2 separate regions of the Homo sapiens genome follow, and region 2 is linked to region 1. The links are chromatin loops, found by intact Hi-C in ENCODE. Cell type or tissue: Calu3. All regions are shown on one strand. Each heading gives the region's core, and the rest is flanking DNA. Links, peaks and the distances in the headings are about the cores only.

Evidence for each region. A loop is a pair of places that touch in the nucleus more often than their neighbours do. Peaks named below come from ENCODE experiments on the same cell type or tissue, not always from the same donor. Only the 100,000 strongest peaks of a DNase experiment are listed, where the experiment ranks them.
Region 2: a loop joins it to region 1, with 2.9 times the contacts of the local background. A loop is called at or near these places in 2 of 110 quality-filtered maps.

The regions. Positions count from the first base shown.
Region 1 is chr10:112,330,841-112,333,760 of GRCh38, forward strand. It overlaps the pseudogene GUCY2GP. Among named protein-coding and RNA genes, the nearest start is that of MIR6715B, 33 kb to the left of the region's middle. In Calu3, for the core only: no CTCF peak of the experiment used is centred there; a DNase peak (open chromatin) is centred at 1,791.
Region 2 is chr10:112,387,882-112,390,801 of GRCh38, forward strand. The region is part of intron 1 of ACSL5 (acyl-CoA synthetase long chain family member 5); the gene reads left to right. Among named protein-coding and RNA genes, the nearest start is that of ACSL5, 15 kb to the left of the region's middle. RefSeq lists silencers at 1,598-1,727, 1,748-1,797. In Calu3, for the core only: no CTCF peak of the experiment used is centred there; a DNase peak (open chromatin) is centred at 1,710.

The sequences.
Region 1 (2,920 bases), core at 304-2,803:
CATGACTAGCAAAAAGGAACTGAAATAGCTGCATAAGCCATTATTTTCAGGGCTGACAAGACCCTGAAAAGAACAGGGTGTGGGCCAAGCCAGCTAAGACCAATTGGATCCAACATGGTGCTGGATTTGACCCAAGTTTCACCTGGGACCTTATTATAAGCTCATTAACATACTAGGTCACACACCCACCAGTGCCACAACAGTCCCAGGAACAGCCATATTTAATGTAAAAATGGGTAACATCACAGTTCCCAGAAATCTCCACCTTTTTCCAGGAATCCTCATGAATGTTCTACCCCTTGGTTAAAGAAACTCATGAAGGTAGAAGCCCCAAATTCCATTGCGTGACTCTCTCTCAAGTCTGCCCGCACTCCCCTTTCCTGAGTGTGTACTCTTCACTTTGCAGTAAATCTCCATACTTTCACTACTTTCTGATTTATCCTTGAATTCCTTCTCACAGTGGTGTTAAGAGCTTGCACACTGGCTGGGGTCAAGGTCCCACCAGCATTTGGGGACCTCCCCTAGCCCACCAGTATCAGTTCAATCATCTGTCTGTTAGCTACATTTCTTGCCCTACTGGAAATTCCTGGGTGGCAGACAGCACTCCTACCTCTGGGCCCTATATCTGTACTCTCTGGTACTTAGCAGGAAGGAAGCATCGCATGGAAGAGCAAACACAGCCTTTGGAGACAGACTGGCTACAAATCCCAATCTGCGTCTTACCAGCTGGGCAGATGACTTCACCTCACTAAGCCTCACTTTTTCCCTCTTGGAAATGGAGATCATGTTACTCCAATATTACTACTATTGGAGTTAAAAATGAATTAATAATGGAGTTAATTGCTAATTATTGAGATCACTGTCCAATAAAAACATAATACAAGCCACATGTGTATTTTTACATTTTTAGCAGCCATGTTATAAACCAAACAGGTGAAATGTATTTTATAATGTTTTATTTAACCCAATGTATTGAAAAATCTTATTTCAGCAAGTAATCAACATAAATATATTAGCAAGATATTTTATATTTTTTTTTTGCTAAGTCTACAAAATTCAGTACAAACTTTATAGCACATCTCAAATTGAACTAGCTACAATTGCAGTGCTCATTATCCACATGTGGCTGGTGGCTATCATATTTGGACAGTGCAGACTTGCCCCATAGGAGTGTTGGGGAAATTAAAACAAGAATATGTACTTCTTTTAGCACCAGTAATAGAATTATCTATGATCGTGATAATACTATTGCTACTACTAACAATCAACATTTACTGGACGCCTGTTACAGGGAAGGCATGGCACTAAGCATTTTGCATACATTAGTCCTCACACAACCCTATGAGTCAGGTACTGATGTTATCTTTACACACAGGAAAACTGAGGCCCAGGGTTGTTAAGGTCACCTGGCCAGTAAGTGGCAGTCAGGGTTCAAACTTCAACGACAACTTCTTTGCTGAATTGTCCTTCATCCTCTTAATCCATCAAGACTTCTCTTATTTAGACATGAAGGCCTATTTGTAACTCAAGAAGAGTATTATACTCTCCAAACTCCTTCCCAGGCTTGCCCAACTGGGTTGAACTTTTTGGGGACAGGACAATGAGGCTCATTCGTCTGTGCCTCCTACGCCCAGAATCGGGTCTGATCCAAATTAGGCGCTTGATCAATATATGTTTGTTGCCTTGAAATGTCTATGGCATCTCAGAGTCTCTCTGATACCTGATATAGAGGAGGTGCTGATCAAATAGACATAGAGAGACTTGTTTCCAAACTACAATCGCCCCCACGGAGCTTGGCCCAATGCCCAGACCCATGGCAAGGCTCTAAGAGTACAGTACATTTTCTGTTACTCGCAGTCCCCTTTCAAAGAACATTGGCAGAGTAATTAACCTCAAAGGGCCTACCTGTGCCTTGATCTAGCCTATTGTGTCATCAGTAGTGGCCCTACATGATCCCAGAATGTGCACACTCCATCTCAGGAGGTAATGATCCTTCCAAAGCAAAATGCCAAGCTGTCCTCTGTTTTCCTGGCACAGAGTAGAGGGTAGACTCAGTGAGCTAGAGTAGGTGATGACCACCAGGGAGCTCTTCCCCTTCAAAGTGCCATGCCCACCTGCCATAGCGTTTTTCCAGAGAAACCTTTGGGTTAATGCTTCTTGAAATCTGATGCCTACACTAAAAAGGTCAAATCTGTTAGTCATTCATGGCTTGGTGAGAACTTACTTACTAGCTTACTCTTCACTTCCAATATAAATGATGTTGGCTGTTTTGATGGGGGCAGGAGGCAGATAATTAGAGTCCAGAATACTTCTTTGTGCTCGGTGGGAAGAGAAGGAATAAGTGGGTGAAGGGAAGGAGAGAAGATCCCAGGGTAGGAAAAGATGCCAATGTCGCATCCTCCCAGTTTATAACCACTGCCACTTAAAGAATTTTATATGTACATCTCCAGACTATTTTTTTCCCTAGCTTTTAAGCCATCCAAAGCTGGAAACAAGTCCTTTCTTCCTACAAAAGTGACCAGAGTAGGATAGACTCTTAACAGATGCTCAATAAAATTTTAATGAAATAATAACAGTGGTGGTCCAGGGTTGCCCATGAAGACCCAATCACAGAGACGCTTCTGCCTATTGACCTTGCTTTATAACAATCTGCTGGCTTCCTGCTAAAGCCTAGGAAATCAAAGTCTCACAGAGATATGGGACTCAGCTCCCTAGAAACAAAAAGCAATAAAATCCTTGTTGAAGGAAAGCCGTTAGACTTCAATTGGGCCAGCCTCATTCATTCTACCTACGTGGAGGTCAAGGTCTAGAGAGGGGAAGTGGCCTGGCAAAATCACTCAATAAGTCAGTGGCCCATTAATCCAGGAGGGCACAGCTTGTGTTTCATCCTTTTTGCCCTCTCAACACCCAGATGAGTCTT
Region 2 (2,920 bases), core at 288-2,787, 57 kb after region 1:
AAATAATAGTTCTCCAGGCCTAAAAGCAAAGGTAACAGAATGATTTATTTGTTCCTTTTTTTTTTTTTTTTTTTGGAGACAGAGTCTTGCTCTGTCACCCAGGCTGGAGTGCAGTGGTGTGATCTCAGCTCACTGCAACTTCCGCCTCCCAGGTTCAAGGAATTCTTGTGCCAGAGCCTCCCGAGTAGCTGGGATTACAGGCATGCGCCACCAAGCCCAGCTAACTTTTTGTATTTTTGGTAGAGATGGGGTTTCGCCATGTTGGCCAGGCTGGTCTCGAACTCCTGGCCTCAAGTGATCTGCCCTCCTTGGCCTCCCAACGTGCTGGGATTACAGGCGTGAGTCACCGCTCCTAGTCCAGTATGATTTATTTCTTGGCTGGACTTTCTACCTACTTATCCCATGTAGATAACTTCATTCCAACTCTTCTAAGCCTGGAGGAGTAGAAGGATCTTGAATAGTCCTTAATGTGTGTCAGAAATACACCCCTGTCACCAGCCACCATCCCTATCCAATACCTTACCAAAGTATTGATTAGGGAGCAATCCTCTCCAGATTGGCCTGAATGACTTCTTATGATCTAAGATTTGGGGGTTTAAGGGTGGGGTCTTTGTACTGCAGGGAAAATGAGTTAACTGAGAGTATATGGAATAAACAATTGTGACCTGGAAAACTGTTCATTTGCTCAACAACCACTTGTTGAAAGTTTTTTATGTGCCAGGCATGGTGGGGGCATCAGAGACACAGCAGTAAACAAAATTAAAATCTCTGTTCCAAAGAGAACATCAGCTCAGTTGGCACAATGAGTGATAAGGAGCTAGGACTATTTCCCAGTGAACAGTGTCATGGAGAAGAGAACAAAGTCCATGACACTGACTGGAAAGGTAAAGACAATATTCAATAAGGTGATCAGAAACAGTGAGCCTCCGAGGAAGTGACATTTGAGGTGAGGCCTGACCTATCAGCAATACACAACCATTTCAGATCTGGGGAAATGTTCCAGGCAAAGAGAAGAGCAAATACAGAGGCTTCCAGATGGGAACAGACTTCGAATAGGGTTTGAGTGGGATATATACATAGGAAAAATACAATCTTTTAAAAGATAGAGACTATCAAAAGAAAATGATTTTTAGCCAATAGGGATAGTATGAAAGATTCATAGCAATAAACATAGTTGACCAAAAATTTAAATATTAGAGTAGAAGGAGCCATTTAGGACATTTATCCAAAGAAAAGGAGACTAAATGAAGACATGCTGCCCCAAGTCCACAAAAGGAAAAAAATCCGAAGCTGAATATGGGGTGATCATAACCTAGACACCAAGAATGGTCCAGGAAGCATGCACAGAGGTGTGAAGGCAGAAGGCGTCCTTCAGCTAACTTGGGAATAAAACATGTTAGGAGCCAGGAGATGAGTGACTGTGGCTCCAGTCATCCATCCACAGGAGAGGGGAAGGCCCTGGAGTGGATCAAGGACAAGGATGGTGGACAAATGGGCATCCTGGGGTCTGAGGCCAAGGCATGTCACCATCACCACGTCAAAAAGTGGAGTAAGCCTTTTGACATGGGACATCCTGGTGTGTACTGGGGCTTGTTCAGCTATTTGTATATTACGTGAAACAGGAAATCCCAGACACAGCATGACAGAGCCCTCTTTCCTCTTTTCTTTACCACTATTGTGCTTTTCCCTACCGTAACCAGGAGTGATGTTAAAAGGAAGAGGAAATGCCAGTCACGCCCACTGCTTACAGGGGATTCTGTGGAGTGACTAAACCAGAGCTGTAGTTTGAGTCACACAGGACGTGTGACAAAAGGAGGGTGACTTTTTTCCCCCTTGTTTCTTTGAACTTACTTGGAAGTGTTAACAGATTCTAATGGTTAGAATGGTAAACAGAGCTTCCTACTCCTGTCGTGGTTTGACCCAGGAGTCTCACCTTCTCTCAGGCCCTTAGTTTCTTCCACTTAAACAGTGAGAGAGTTACATGATATGGTTGCAAATCCTCTCAGCGCTAATCTTGTAAGGTTAAAAATGTTTGAGTGTATTGGGCATTAAAAAGGAGACTATACACCAGGCACAGTGGCTCACGCCTGTAATCCCAGCACTTTGGGAGGCTGAGGTAGGAAGATCACTTGAGCCCAGCAGTTCAGAACCAGCCTGGGCAACATAGTGAGACACCATATCTAAAATAAAATTGTTAATTGTAAAAAAATAAAAATAAAAAAGAGATTATCAAGATAGTAAAAAGACAACCTACAGAATGGAAGAAAATATTGCAAATCATATCTCTGATAAGTGTTGTGTGTATATATATATATGACCTAATTTTTAAATGGGCAAAAGACTTGAGTAGACATTTCTTCAAAAAAGAAATACAAATGGCCAAGAAGCACATAAAAAAATGCTCAACATCCTTAGTCATTAGAGAAATGCAAATCAAACCCACAATGAGGTACCATTTCACACCTACTAGAATGGCTATTTAAACAGACAAAGAGAAAGTAGCAGTGTTAGGGAGAAGGGAAAGAAATTGGAACCCTCTTACATTGCTGGTTGGATATAAAATGGTGCAGCTACTGTGGAAAACACTTTGGTGGTTCCGCAAAAAGTTAAATATAAAATTCGCATTGACTCAGCAATTTCTCTCCTAGGTCTACACCCTAAAGAACTGGAAAAAGATATTCAAACAAAAACTGTATAGAAATGCTCGTAATAGCTTTGTTCACAATATCAAAAGTAGAAACAACCCAGATATTCATCAACTGGTAGATAGATAAATAGATAGATAGATAGATAGATAGATAGATAGATAGATAGATAGAGTGTAGTCTATCCATACAATGGGATAACATTGAGCCATAAAAAGAAACGAAGTACAGACATACTACCCCATCAATGAATCTTAAAAATTATACTATGTAAA